Regions from separate parts of the Homo sapiens genome. Here region 1 is linked to region 2. The links are chromatin contacts, found by Hi-C or POLR2A ChIA-PET in ENCODE. All regions are on one chromosome and are shown on one strand. The core of a region is the stretch at or near the end of the contact, and the rest is flanking DNA. Distances in the headings are between cores, read along the strand shown. Region 1 has its middle 210 kb from the start of DMRTA1. Region 2 holds the start of MIR31HG (MIR31 host gene).

Region 1 (6,618 bases), core at 1,355-3,854, 680 kb after region 2:
TAATACTTATAAGGGAAACCTAGAGACAGCTATCAAGACCCTAATGTAGTAAACTAGTGCTTTATAAACTGTTGGTCATGAAGGCCTAATTGTTTTACTTTCTAATACAGGCACACAGATATTTTTGAACATATGAAATCTTTTGCTTGGATGATGTGGCAATATTAAAGTTTCTACACACAGTCAATTTTGGTTCTTATCTCATTGCTGACTGCTAATTAACAATTTGTGATTGGTAGGTCCTTGGACTACACTTTAGGTAACACTGAAATAAATAATCTCAGGGACAATCTCAGCAATGGGATATAGTGCTACAGACAAGCTACTTTTGAAAGGGAGTTGGCTCTGGGAATCAATTTTCCTTCATTCTATTGGCACTTCATCATTGCTCTCCTCCATTCATACAAGAGCACTCCAATTTTTAAAAGTTTCAGCCTTTCTACTCTTAAACATTTCAGCCTTTCTCTCTTAAAAATTGGTCTCTATGGCAGCAGAATAAGGGGAACCAGCAGTGGCAAGTTAGTCTTGCAGAAGAGAAGGAGTTCAGACTTCAGACTTGACCATTCTTTGTCAAACCTTGAAGCTCTGCCCACTAGCTCTGTGCTAATGGATGCTTTGGGAAGACTTCATTCCATGGGAAATGGAGTTTACTGGAACAGAATATGGATAATCTTCTAAAAGAAAGAAAGAGACAAAAGCAGGGATGATCACAGAGTGTTTCCTGTCTCTATACACTGAGACATATTGGGAATTTCAGTTTCTGAAGATCCAAGAAATAATAAAAGGCCTAATTTCCCATCTTAATTTCAGGTTCAGTTTTTTCCTAATTCCCAGGTCTCTCAGGCTCTCAGGCATGCACAGGGCCTCGTTCAAGTTATGTCAGAAGAAATCGCTATTCACTTCAAAGAAAGTTCAAACTTCTCTAAGCATTAGTTTTTCTGATCGTAGATATAAATAATTGTCTACACCTTTTACAGCTGTTTAGAGTTTTAGAACTAATGCTTATAGATCCTCTTAGCACAGGTTCAGTGATATTCTAAGTGCTCCCTTAATGTTAGTTTTTACCTTGGAAGGGAAAGTTGGATAGGTGGTTACTTGTTTGTATGTATGGTTTACTTCTATGTCCAGGCTTCCATGTATACATTCAGAAAATACTTCCTTGATTCTTTTTCGCTATTTGTTTTTTACACAAAAACGAAGAGGCACGCTGTTATATGATTATTACTATGGGTTTAGTTAACACACTTTGAATTAGATGTTGTGGACCCCACATTTCTTTTTTTTTAGTGACTTGCACTCAGAGAGTTTGGTTAGAAAGTCACTTTGGTCTTGAGGGAGATAAACAACACATCCCCAAAGGGCAACCTGGAGTTGCCCTTTGATGTGATAGTTGCCCTTTGATGTGATAGTTAACCACATCAGTTAGTGAAGTGAGTGAGGGGAGGGGTAGTTTGATGAGCTAGCTCCCGCAAGGAGACAAGGTATCCCCCCACATTAACCTCATGCTTTGTGTCCCAAATCAGGACAACTTTGACTCATTTCAGTCTTTATTCCTAGGCAGAAGCAAGTCTTAGTCCATGCCAGTTTATCCCTTGATCTGAAAATAGTCTCTGGCTGTCAGACACAACTATGTCTGAAATTAAGATTAAGCCCTATGAGTCTTCAGTGAACAAAATGGAAATAAATGCTGAAAATCCCCCTACCTATCTTGAAAGCATACCCTGGAGTGAGAGGTTGTTTTCTCAATTAAAATTTATCTTTTCAGGTGTTTTGTAGAAGTCTAAAGACTCAGTCAGTGGGCATGAGTCATCTGGCTGTGGTAAGATTAGAAATTCCTAACACATGATATAGGAGGCCAGTGCTCCAGGAGGCAGAGAAAATGAAGGAAAACAGCTTTCTACAGCTCTTACCCCCACAACCCCCATCTCTCTGTAACTTAATTTTTCTTCTCAAGTTTCGAACAAGTACAGATAGAACAACTTGTTTTCTAATCTTTTTCTCTTTTTCTCATTCCTCTTCTTTCTTTATTCTTCTTTTCCCCCCTCTTTTTGTTTCCTTTTCCTGACTCTTGAAAACCATGGCAAGTGCTTATTATTTCAGTTGAATATGTTAAAAATTGTTATCAAGAAGTTGATTTTTTGTGTATAAAAATGGTGAACTAAGATACTGTTAAAAGAGTGGAATAAATGAAGAGGAGAGACAGAAGAACCAAAGATGGGAAAAGGACTGGAAAAGAAAAAGAGACTAAAAGGAAGGTAAGGGGCGAGGAGGAAATGGGCCTCTGAGCCTGTAGAGACCAATGGGGACTACGGAAGTCTGAGTTTATTTAAAAGACTAACTGGGGAACATACTTTGCTAAGTTGTGCTTTTTCACTAGCTAATATCATAACTAAAAAACCAAAGGTATTGCAGCTTCTATTTCAGGAAATCGCAATCCAACTATTCAATTTTTTTTTCAGCTGTTTTGATGTTAAAAGATAGGCCAGAGCACAGGTTTTGTGCATTTGAAATTGCTAAGTAGCTGGCCCCACGGGTTATTCACTCACAGTGCTCTTCAGGTGACTGGTCAGTGTTGGTGAGGATAATGTTTCCATTGCTCCTTCAGTCTCTTTGGCCTGCTTTCCTGAAGGAGAGTAATACAAATCCTAATTAAAATGAAAATGAGAAGTTACTAAAATGCCCTTTCCTTTACAGAACTCTATTTCATTTACAGAGGTCGGATGTTCGTGTTTAACTACCAAATCCCTCTATCTCACTTAGAGCTCAGGAGTCAAATAATCTAGACAAATAAGTCAATGTAGTTCCTAAAAGTGCCGAAGTACTTTTCTGCCATAATTTTTTTTTTTTTTTTTTTTTTACTTTGAGGACATCTAGCGGCGGTTTAGTGGCTGTGTTCTTCAAAGGCAAACTGGAAGAAACTTCAGGACATAGTAGCAATGGCAGAACCTATTTTTCTGAACACCTTCACACTTACAGTGATTTATCTTAAGCCTGAAGACAAAACTGCTGTGGTCCTGGAGGATAAACAGGCTCATTCCAGAATCTGCAGCTAAATCCTCACTTCCTTCTTTCACTGTTATCAGACAAAATTCCCTTGGCCTAATTGTTTTATGGGTAGTTTTTAATGAGCTCGTTGTTTATTGACACAAATAGATCTCCTTTTAAAGACTACAGAATGGCCACAATCATGTCATTTCATCAACTAATTAACAGATATTGATAGCCTGCTTTGGGTGGATATTTTGAGGGTCATACTAAGATAAGACAAAGGTTTACGTGAAAGGGAACTTTTGACCTCTTTATTCTGTTTGGGCTTGAATTTTATTGGGTAGCATCTTCATCGGTGGAAAGAGGGCAGGTCTTTTTCAAATGCTGGTGGTGAAAGACTTCAGTTCTGTCCTCAGAGACGAGGGCCTAATAATCTGAGTTTTCCTTTCCTCATTTGTAAATGAAGGTGATTATACTTAGTTCATAAGGTGGTTGTGATGATGATATGAAACCTGAAGACAACTCACATAGTGTCTAGTATCTGGAAGACACTAAAAAATTTTTAAAACCCCTTGTCTACTCCCCTCACTTCACCCCATGCCTTCGACATGGCCCTTGCTGTAGTGGTCTTCTGGGCAAAAGTGTTCACTGCCTCACCCAGAGCCCTGCAAATGCCACTCTGATCCATCTTCATCTGAGTCTTTGGAGCAAACCACATCTCACAGCTTTGTAATTCTGATCTACTGACTTGCCCTGGATCTTTCATACAAACCTGTTCTATAAGATCAAGGTAAATCACACAAAATAACTTGTTAGGCAGAGTTTCTGATAGTTATGATAAGCAGCATCAAAACTGGCTATTTTAGCAGTAAATTCCCTGATAATCATGGGTTCAAGAAGTGACATGTTCAGCTTGTTGACATGGGAGCTGTTGATATCTATATTTTTCATTTAATGTAAATTTAGACAAGGTGATTTCTAAGATCCTCACTGCATGTAACAAAGTTCAAACATTTTAATTCAGTCTCAAAGAGCCACTCTAGTCTACTCACTTCTTTAGATTTATCTTAGGTCACTGTTGCCTTGCTCATTATATTCCTACCCATTCATTTAAAAAACTCTTTTTGAACTCACTGAGCTCTTTGCTACCTTTTGACACTAGACATAAGTTTTCTTCTTTTTGGACTCCATGTTTTATTCTTCATCTGGCTAATTCCTTCCTATTCATCCTTTGGCATCAGCATAAATATTGCTTTATCAGAGAGATTATTTCTGACCCTAATCTAAATTTGGTCTCTTCCTTTATTCTCTCTCCTTATACTCCTCCTTCCTATTATAATTTCTAAACATGTGTTTGTGATTTTATTTGTTCATTTATTGTCTGTGTCCTCACTAGAAATGTATACTCAATGAGAATAGGGACATATCTGCATTATTTCCAATGTCTAGCAAGGTGCCTGGTTCATGCAGGGCATTCAGTATCAAATGGCTGAAACTCAACCCTTCTAATAAAAAAGTCAATGGCCCTATGACTCATTTCTACACTTTAACACACTCCACATTTCCCTTGACAAAACTTTTGTTTTGCTTAGTAGCCCTCTGGGGAATCCCCTTGCCTCAGATTATTTTTGGTTACTGACGGTTTCAATTCAGCAAATCTTGATTTATAAGAAAGATTTCTTAAAATAATCTTCATTTTTCTCCATTCAAAAAATTATTTTTCTTCTTAAACAGGCAATTCAGTGTAGGTTTTTAACATATCTTTTGTGCAAACTTATAATAGTTCAAATCCCATTGGTACAAATTCCCTCACAACAGATATCTTTGCACAATGAAAAGATTTTTTCAAGCCCTCAGTTTGTGGGCTGAGAACGACTAAAAAGTTGAAGTCTGTTCTCTAGATTCTTGTCAGTGAATAATGTGCAGTTCCATAGACCTTATTCTTGACATGTGACTAAGCCTTACCTACTAGTGAACTATTAAGGAAGGTATTAAGGAGTGCTAAAATGTGGTATTCGTAAGCACCAGAGTATTAATCAAGCTTCATGAGGATTTGAATTTCTCCTTCTTTTACCGTATTAGGCTGGCACAATGTCTTGGCAATTGTAAAACTCCCAGGTAATTGAAATTTCCAGGACTACCTATTTGATAATCATTATAGCATGGTTTTAAAATTGGTTTTGTATATGTGATTAATATTGCTTTTTCAAAATTGGAATTGCTGTTCATTTAGCTTGATTCTTTTCAATTTAACTGGTGAATTGTTTGGTTAACCTTTCCCAGATCCTTCCAGTCAGAAGTAATTTCTCTTATTTCTGAACTCTTATAGTTCTTTGTAATACCATTTTAGTAGCCTTTATCAAAACCTGTCTTTCAGATATTTGGCTATGTCATTCAGCTCCCATTTTTGGACCTCTTCTGCTTTCTGGATTGTCTTTCTCCATTAAAAAAACAATCTAGTTAATTCCTAACTGCTTTACTCTGCAAACCTCTAATTCTCACTTATCCTTTAAGGTTTAGCTTAGGCAACCCACTGGTTGCCTAAGTCTCTCCCACTTCCTCATCCTCATCTTCATTGCACACTTATATTACTCTGTGTATGACTCTGTTGTAACACTTACCATGCTAAACTGTCAATTTATTTCTCCCCACCAGACCATGCTTCTCAAAGTAGCCCACATTTTATTAGCACTCAGTATCATTGCCTTAACACAATACATGTTTAATAAAATTAATATGTTTTATTTCCTCAAGTAGACATGAAGGTCCTTAAGTTTAGAGATTATGTTTTATTCAGTCTTATATTTCATTGTCTACTATAATGTCTTGTATAGTACATGCTTTCAAAACTTTTGTGTAACTCTAAGGGAAAACCCCTACACTCTCCTCTTGTCTCTAAGAAAATGGGGCTATAAATATATCTCTAACTCAAGTTGGTGGGCATCTGCAGATTGCATTTCTATTTAAGAAACTCTAGGTATAGAAGTATCAGTGAGCCCATTTGCCAGGTATCTTCAGAGAATGTTTCTTTTGTAAATTTTAAATCAAAATAGTGACTTGGGCTGTCTCAACAGAAGTGAGAAATGAGAAAATGCAGGTGGTGCACTAGATGAATCTAATTAGATTTAGAATGAGAAACTAGTTTTGAAAGCCCCTGTAGTCATTGCCTGTCTAGTATTTCTTCTATTGTGTGTAGTAGTATCCACAAAACAAAGATATCTTGATGTGTGTTTGGTTGATGTAAGAAAGTATCCTCACATATTGCAAAAAGGAGATTTTGAGCTGATTACATTATAATAACTTTTGTAAATCTTGTTATGTTTTCACATAATCCTTATTATTTATTTCCATGTTTCTTTGTTATTTTTATAGCCCACCTTTGGTGGGATCTGAAATGCTCTTACAATATAAACATACATGTCTATTGAAAAAAGCAATATCCAGAGATTCTTAGGGTCAAACACTAAATTCTTAGTGTAAAAATAATCATTCTCTTGAGTTTTGACCCATTCTATTTTTTCAAAATCTGAGACTTTACTCTCACTTAGTCTGCCTTCTTCAGTCCTTATAGAAAAACCAATTATGGATGTCTATGGGTAGTGAAGATAAGGCTGCAGAAATGAAGTAAGG
Region 2 (7,316 bases), core at 2,427-4,926:
TACTGCTAACTCACAGGAATCAATGTGAAAGAGCTGTGGGGAATTAAGACTCAGAACTTCTTAACTGGCTCAGATTCATATGGACTCAGGCTTATCAGGCAGAACTATGATCAACCCACGTAGCAGGTTTTATTAATTTTCCCTATACAATCTTTCACCGCTCAGTAGTCGATCCTTTGTCAGAGGCAGCACAATCACAGAAATGGAAACTGGGCCACAAACTGCTTAGCATAAATGTTTCCAAGGCCAATAAAAATGGCATTTTTCCCCTGCCATTTGCCCAAAAGTATAATTTTTATTAATATAATTATTATTTTACTTAAAGAATCAGTGCTATTTGGACATTGCTCTTAAATGGAAATTACTTAATAACACATTTAATTTAGAAATTGGCTTCTAAATTAATGCTGACAGCTTGGAAGCTGGTATTTAGACAAAATAGAGTAAGCTGTGTATTCGATAAAGCCATGATTAAGGATTTTCAAATGAGATTTATTTTTTCTGTTGTCTGCTGTATTTTAGTACAACCAATAACTACATCCTGACAAAAAAATTCAATTACATAATAAAGCAGAAACTTCTAGGAAGTCCGAAAGTAAGTTTTGTTCTCAGACTCTTTTTACTCCCCTCCATACTGCAAACCAGCACACATATATACAATCGATTTTTCCCCTTCATCTAGACTCTTACCAAAATTATTTTAATAATTTCCTGGACTGCCTTCTCACATAAGATGTGGATAAAAAAGCCTCAATATCCATAAATACAGCAAGCACTTATATTGTACAAATAAAATAACTGACTTACTTTCTAAACACTTAATTGTATTTAAAAAGATGACATAGTTAAGAAGTCCTCAGTGAAACTACAGTTTATAACACAAAGATCAAATTTCGCTGTTTCTTAGTTAAGATTGACCTACCCTAGATCCAACAAAAGTTGCTGTTTTTTTTCCTCACTTCCATAAAAATTTCTGAATCACTTGGGAGATTATTTCTAAGGAAATAGTTGTGAAACCAAGAAGCTGTTCAAACTTAAGCATCAATTCTTTTGTTAATTCATTTTATGATTAAAAGAACTACCAAAAACATTACTCTCTAAGAATCCTATCATTATATGTATTTTAAAGTGTCTTCAAAAAGCCATTTTATCTTAAAGCTGGATTTCATTCCTCAAATGTTAATAATCTGGGATTGCATCTCTTGCTTTTTTACAGTTAAAATTTGTTTAGAGCCCCCCCGATGTTTATATGCCAAAGCTACCTAGATACACACAATGAAGAAAAACTGTGGCAATTATATGAAAAATATAATGACATCTGTCATTAAATGTCAATGTTTCAAGTAAAACATTTCTTATAAAAACCTGTTACTGAAGAAAAGAACTGTTAAAGTACATGAATTAAAGTATTTTTAATTATCCCAAATACGTACCAACCAAATTTAACTACAGCTTAGTTTTTTAGGCAAACCAAGATGACTATTTTTTTTAATCTGAGAAAAACATGGTATGTAGAAAAATTCTATTTTATTCAGTTCAACACTCTTCACTTGAGGATATGAAATTTATAAGTATGCAATCTCCTTGAAATTGTAAAAATATAATACACAATTTTATACTACCTTCTAATTTTACTTCCTCAAGCATTTGTTGTAGTTTCTAGAATAGCTATCTAGCCATTACACTGTACATAAAAGTGATCCTCCAATTTATTTCCACTTCTAAAAAGATGCTTAAATATAGAATAAAGCATTTCATACCTCCCTTCTCGTTTAAAATTCCAAAAAGGGCCAACAATCCACATTATAGGTTAAACACTTTGTCTCTGTTATACACTTTTCAGAATTTATAAGACTGAAAAATTATAAAATTTCATCCAATGAATAATTCTGTACTTTATTAAAGTCTGGTTTCTCTAAACATTTACCTATCATCTAAGCAATATTAACATGTACAACAAAGTAGTAATATGGTATAAATAGAAAATAAACACTCCAAGCTGATAATTCCATAAGGTCTAATGATTCTATTAAAACAAACACAAATCAAAATTTTCCATTTTAGGGCCCCAAATTCAACTTGAAACATTTTTTATATGATAAGATTAAAGCAGCTGCCCAATTTTCAGGAAGCTCTGTCTCAAGTTAAGGAAAAAAAGAGAAAGGAGGAACTATAGTTCTTTGGGTGACTTAAATCACTGCCTTTTTTACTTTTTTTGCCTTAAAATCAAGATAAAGTTCTCACCTAAAGATTAACCTCTGAAGACAATGAAAAATAACCAGGATTGGACTTTAAAAAACAACTTAAAAGTCAGCCCCCTCATACAAAACTCGACAACAAATAAACCTAGACTTAACTGTCATTTTCAAATCCAATTTTTACCTGAATTGGTAAAAATTTATTTAAAACAAAATGCAAAATACAATATTGTTTCAATTTTGGCCCAGGAGATAAACACTTTAATGCAGAGTTAATAAACTCCAGCGAATAAATAGGATCATTTTCCTAATTTCACTTCAAAGCTGCCAGGATTTCAATAAGGAAGTTCAAAGGCCCGATTCCAGAAACTAGAGGTCCCCGGAAAGTGAGGGGCGTCTGGCCACAGCCTCAGTTCCAAACCAGGTATAGTTCTTGAGCTGTCATTCTTAGTCCTATTACCACTAATACAAGGTCAAAAAAACGGTCCTGTAAGGTGTCAATTAAGGGGTCACTTTTGCCTAAGGTTTCCTTAACTTCTCTCCTAGTGAAGCCGCTCTAAGTGAACATTTCCGCTGTGTTTTTTTTAATGACTGCCATTGTCTCGCTGGAGAATCGGAGGCTCTTTTAGAAGTACTGTTGGAAAATTCAGGATTTTACAAAACATTTTCTCAGCTGTACAGGGCAAAAACAAACTTTAATCCTACTAGCCATGGGTGTAAACCACAAGCCTAATTTCTCTTCTAAGAAGGGAAAGCTTAGTTAAGTTTTAAAGTGACAGTAATTTTAGGTGGTAAAATGAGCTCAACTCAAACATCGCTGTATGAAAGCGCTCTCCGCCAACACGCTCATGGACACACACAACTCCTTCCTCGAGGTTTAGGGACAGAGAGCGAACCTGTGACTTCGGGCCAGGATGACGACCTGAGATTTGGACAAGAGGAGGCGGCGGTTCCGCGAAGAGCCAAGGGCGGCCGGCGCTCCGGGATGCGCCGGACCCCGCGGCGCATCCTCGTTTGGGCGCCAACGGGCGCCGGCGGTCCTCGGACCCGGGTGTCGACTGCCGTGTGCCCACTGCCGTGTGCCCAGGCCCCGAAGCCTCCTCAACTCCTTGAGGGGCGCCTCCCTAGCCAGCTCAGCGCGCAGCGGGACCAAGGCTCTCCCAGCTTACCTGCGGGTCCGAGTAGGAGGACAGAAGCGCCGCCCGGCCTCGCCCAAGCGCACACGAAGGGGCCGCTTCCCGCCCCCCGCACCCCAGACCAGGCGGCTCACGGAACACCGCCTCCCAGCTCTGGCCCGGGACCAGGCGGTCCCCCAGCCGGCTTCGGCGCCGCGGCCGGGGACGCGCGTCTTCCTTCTCCAGGCGCCGGACGTGGAACCTGCGAGCCCCTGGCGGCGCCCCAAGTTATGCACAGGTCGCAGCTGCTCACCAAGCTCCTCCTGGGAGGCCGCCCTGGTCCCCGAGAGGGGCGCGCGGGAGTGGACGTTCCCGCACCTTCGCCCCATCCACACCTGCCGCCGCCGCCGGGGCCGCCAGCGCCGTGGCTCCGCCCCGGCTCCGCCCCTCGCCGCCCCCGGCTCCCGCTCCAGCCGCCGCCGCGACCGCCGCGGAAAGGAGGGGGAGGGAAGAGGCGCCTGGACGGGGCTGCGGGAGCGGCCGTGCTGAGCCTCCTCCCTTGGGCCCGGACGGGACCCAGGTTTCTCCACTGCAACGCAGCTCCCGAGTGACGGAATTTTGTGGGGGAAGCGGCGGCCACTACGCTCGCTTTTGGCACAGTAGCCCTTTGCGGGTGGGAGCTTCTCGCAGTCAGAGCTAAGGGAGAGGGAGTCCACCTGCAAGAGCCAGAGCTCGCCCTTGTACTCTCCGAATGCAAACTTAGCAAATTGAACAGCGGAAGTACTTCCTTGGTCGGACCCCTGCTCTTCTAGGGGTCTTCTAGAAACGTGGCGGCTATCACAGGCCCCGTGGTATAACTGGCATTTGGAAAACGAGGGTGTTTTTCCATCTGGAGTGGCCTCTCTCCTATCCTCAACCCTCCGTGTCCTTCGACGCCTCTCTCAGATGCCATCTCCACCAAGAATTTTTTCCGGGTACCCACCTGCGCCCAGATTTGATTCCGCCCTCTTTGGGACAGCCTGGGTGCTCTGAACCTTTCCACTGCCCCTTCAGGTGTATGAGAGCGCCTTGTGAAATGCATGGGCCATCGTTAGTTATTTTTATTGCAATATGTGGTTTCATATTCAGTACTGTAGTATACAAGCAGAGATATTTATGCTTTCACAACACTTTTCATTTGGGTTTGAATTCCTTAAACATGAAGACTATAGTAAGTTGCCCATCTCTGGAAGTAAATACTGAGGGGTACATGGCAGGGTAATCCGACCCGATGACCTAGCCAGAAGTTCTGGCTGTCCTACTCAACTATGCCCTCCGCAAGCCCAGCATGGTAGCCTTTCACCTGGATTTGAAGGGGAAAATTGTATTTCTCTCTGAATGTAATTACATTTTGGCAAAGGTCAGTCTAGTTACCACCAAAAAATATTCTACGAGTTGAAGGGTGGGGGTGGGAGCGTCAGAGCAAGGTTAATAGTGGTATTTTATTGATTTTGAAGTAAATATAACTCTACGTAGTCATTTGTTCAACCAAAACGAAAAATATTCATCAAATATTCCCTAATAAGTTGGTACTCATTTCCTTAGCCACTTTAAAAAACACAAGTCAAATATAATTGATTATATAAATTGTATTTGCATGAAGATTTGAGTCCAAGGACTATAAGAAAGATTCAAATTTTAAATTTTCTGCATACGATATGGTTAAATAAAATGTTTGTATACTATTTCCTATACCTAAGTGTATGTTTTGAGTTGAGATGTCAGTAGTGTTTAATGGTTAATAGTGTTAAGTAAACGACAGCTAGGAATCACTACAGTTAGCTTAGAACAGGTTGAATTTATGAACTCCCATTTTAAAGAACTGAGAAATCTCAAACCATATGACTGCCTTGACCAAGAAATAAAAAAAATTAAACAGATTCTTAATATTAAAATTTCTGAAAATTTTGAAAAATGAATTTTTAAAATTAACAGTCCTAGTATTTTTAAAAAGCAAATATTTTAGAAATCATGAAAAATGTACCTTAAGATGTAAAAGAGGATAAACCTCAGAGCTAAGGTCTTTTTAAAAATGTAGTTAGTGAAACCTATTCATGGAAAACTCAAAAGCATTCTTTGAAGTGAAAAAAGTACTCTAAATTTATTATGGAAAGTATAGTATCATTGAACTCAAATAGCTATTTTAAACATCGTAATTCTGTGAGTAACAAGAAAAAAAAGCTTTCCTTATATGTGAATCCCACTAGGCAAGACTTTGTCCAAAGTCCAACAGAAAAAAATATTGAATAAACAAGCATAAGCATCTCATTCGTGGAACATATTTTTAAGCTTTTATACAGAAGCCCAAAATAATATTATAGAAAAGATTACACAATTGCATAGCCAAAATTATATATCATAATATTATGAATAGCAAAGAAGCAAAGAAGGAATAATTCACCTCAAATAGCAAATAAACAAAAAGTGTCTTAAGCCCATAGTATCTTTTAGACTTCAACTGAGGCAAGCAAGCTGTTTGGCCCAAGACAAATATACATAATATCACAGTAAACCCAGAGCTAATAGAATACAGCCATAAGAGGCCCACATTGCAAACACACAGGCATCTGTAGCTAAAACTATCAAAGGGGCTTGCCCAGGGTACTTCACATACAACTTTTTGTTCCATCTTACTTCATTATAATGACAGCATCATCTTGAATGTGAGAATTTCCTCCTCAACCTTTACCTGCAAGTAAAAGATGAACCACTACTCATTTTCTAGTTGTACCCTAAAATGAATAAATAAGTCAAAGTTTCTACTGGCATTTAAATTATTTCTAAATATATTACTTACAAAGCTTAATGTATTATTTTAGTGATTAATAATTTCTGTACCATAAAACTTGTTCTGTATTAGTTATCACGTCTTTATACATCCACTGGTAATCAAGGACTTTCAGAAGAGAGTAGAATACAATCTTTATTTTATTTAAAGTTTAAATATATGTATTTAAGATACATATGTGTATGTGTGTGTATACATATGTATGTGTGTGTGTGTATATATATATATATAAATATAAATATAAAATGCACCCACACACATGAAGTACAGGACAAATGGGAACAGAAATGCCAAAACAATCTTTTTCCAAAATAAATATTTATAATAATTATAAAATAAATTATTAACAGAAAGTATACAAAGTGTGCTTTCCATTTCATTTTTAGTTTACTTATTTAGAAATGTTTTTGCATGTAAGCAAACCCAAATTCTGGTGATTATTATTAGTATTGTTTTTGAACAATGAGGTGGTGCAAGAAGCATTGGAAAGAATTTCTTAGCGGTCTCTCTGGCATTTTTTGAAGTTCTAATAAGCTTTTATGTGGAAGTTAGCAGATAATTTCAGTTTAAGTGATTTGACTGATGACATCGACAAATATTTTAATGTCTTCTTTATAGTAGACATGTTATAGAAAAACTTTATATATAAAAAGTTTATATACAGAAAACTTGCTAAAAAGTATTTTATAGTTCTTTACGTAGAAAAACTTGCTAAAAAGACAACACTATAAATATCTATGCAAATGTTATTATCTGTTCAAACTAGATGGTGGGTGTATGAATATCTGGCATCATTTTGAAATGTTTCATAATTAAGAATAAAAGTTGAAATAAGAATATATAACAACGGTAAATGAAATATTGAAATTATTTTAAAAATATTTGTGATTCCCCATTTATCCTTATATAACCTTTAGCACGTTAAAGCATTTAAATGGATTATCTTCCATTTGTAGCCTTTTTTTTTTTTGTAGCTACAATCTCATGCCTGCTACTTTTGAATAATACAGTTCTCACTGTGAAGAGCGAGGTGAGAAGGAAGCATTTTTGGTACATGTAGAAAGGTGAAAATTAATTTTTCTAAAAGAGACAGTGTCATGCTTTTCAAAATAAATATTGTAGGTAAAACAGGAACAAGCTGAAAATATTACGTCATTGTATCTTTATTCCATGCTA

What was found. A loop is a pair of places that touch in the nucleus more often than their neighbours do. ChIA-PET counts read pairs that join two places held with the same protein, here RNA polymerase II (POLR2A). Pooled maps may share reads with other maps.
Region 1: a loop to region 2 is called in a map of MCF 10A, with 16 times the contacts of the local background. The contact joins the enhancer-like site here to the promoter of MIR31HG in region 2. A Hi-C loop is called at or near these places in 1 of 168 maps with a recorded cell type or tissue (MCF 10A) and 1 of 50 pooled maps. POLR2A ChIA-PET finds 5 or more read pairs at or near these places in 3 of 52 experiments (MCF 10A, PC-3 and T-cell).

What each region holds. Positions count from the first base shown.
Region 1 is chr9:22,236,292-22,242,909 of GRCh38, forward strand. No RefSeq gene overlaps it. Among named protein-coding and RNA genes, the nearest start is that of DMRTA1, 210 kb to the right of the region's middle. Within about 2 kb of position 2,605, at least 6 of the 41 ENCODE cell types and tissues checked have a DNase peak (open chromatin) inside an H3K27ac peak, as active enhancers do; they include PC-3, where a contact is called at or near this core.
Region 2 is chr9:21,556,122-21,563,437 of GRCh38, forward strand. MIR31HG (MIR31 host gene) reads right to left here and starts at 3,677. Exons shown (of 3, transcript NR_152879.1): 1 at 3,368-3,677. RefSeq lists an enhancer at 2,452-3,238.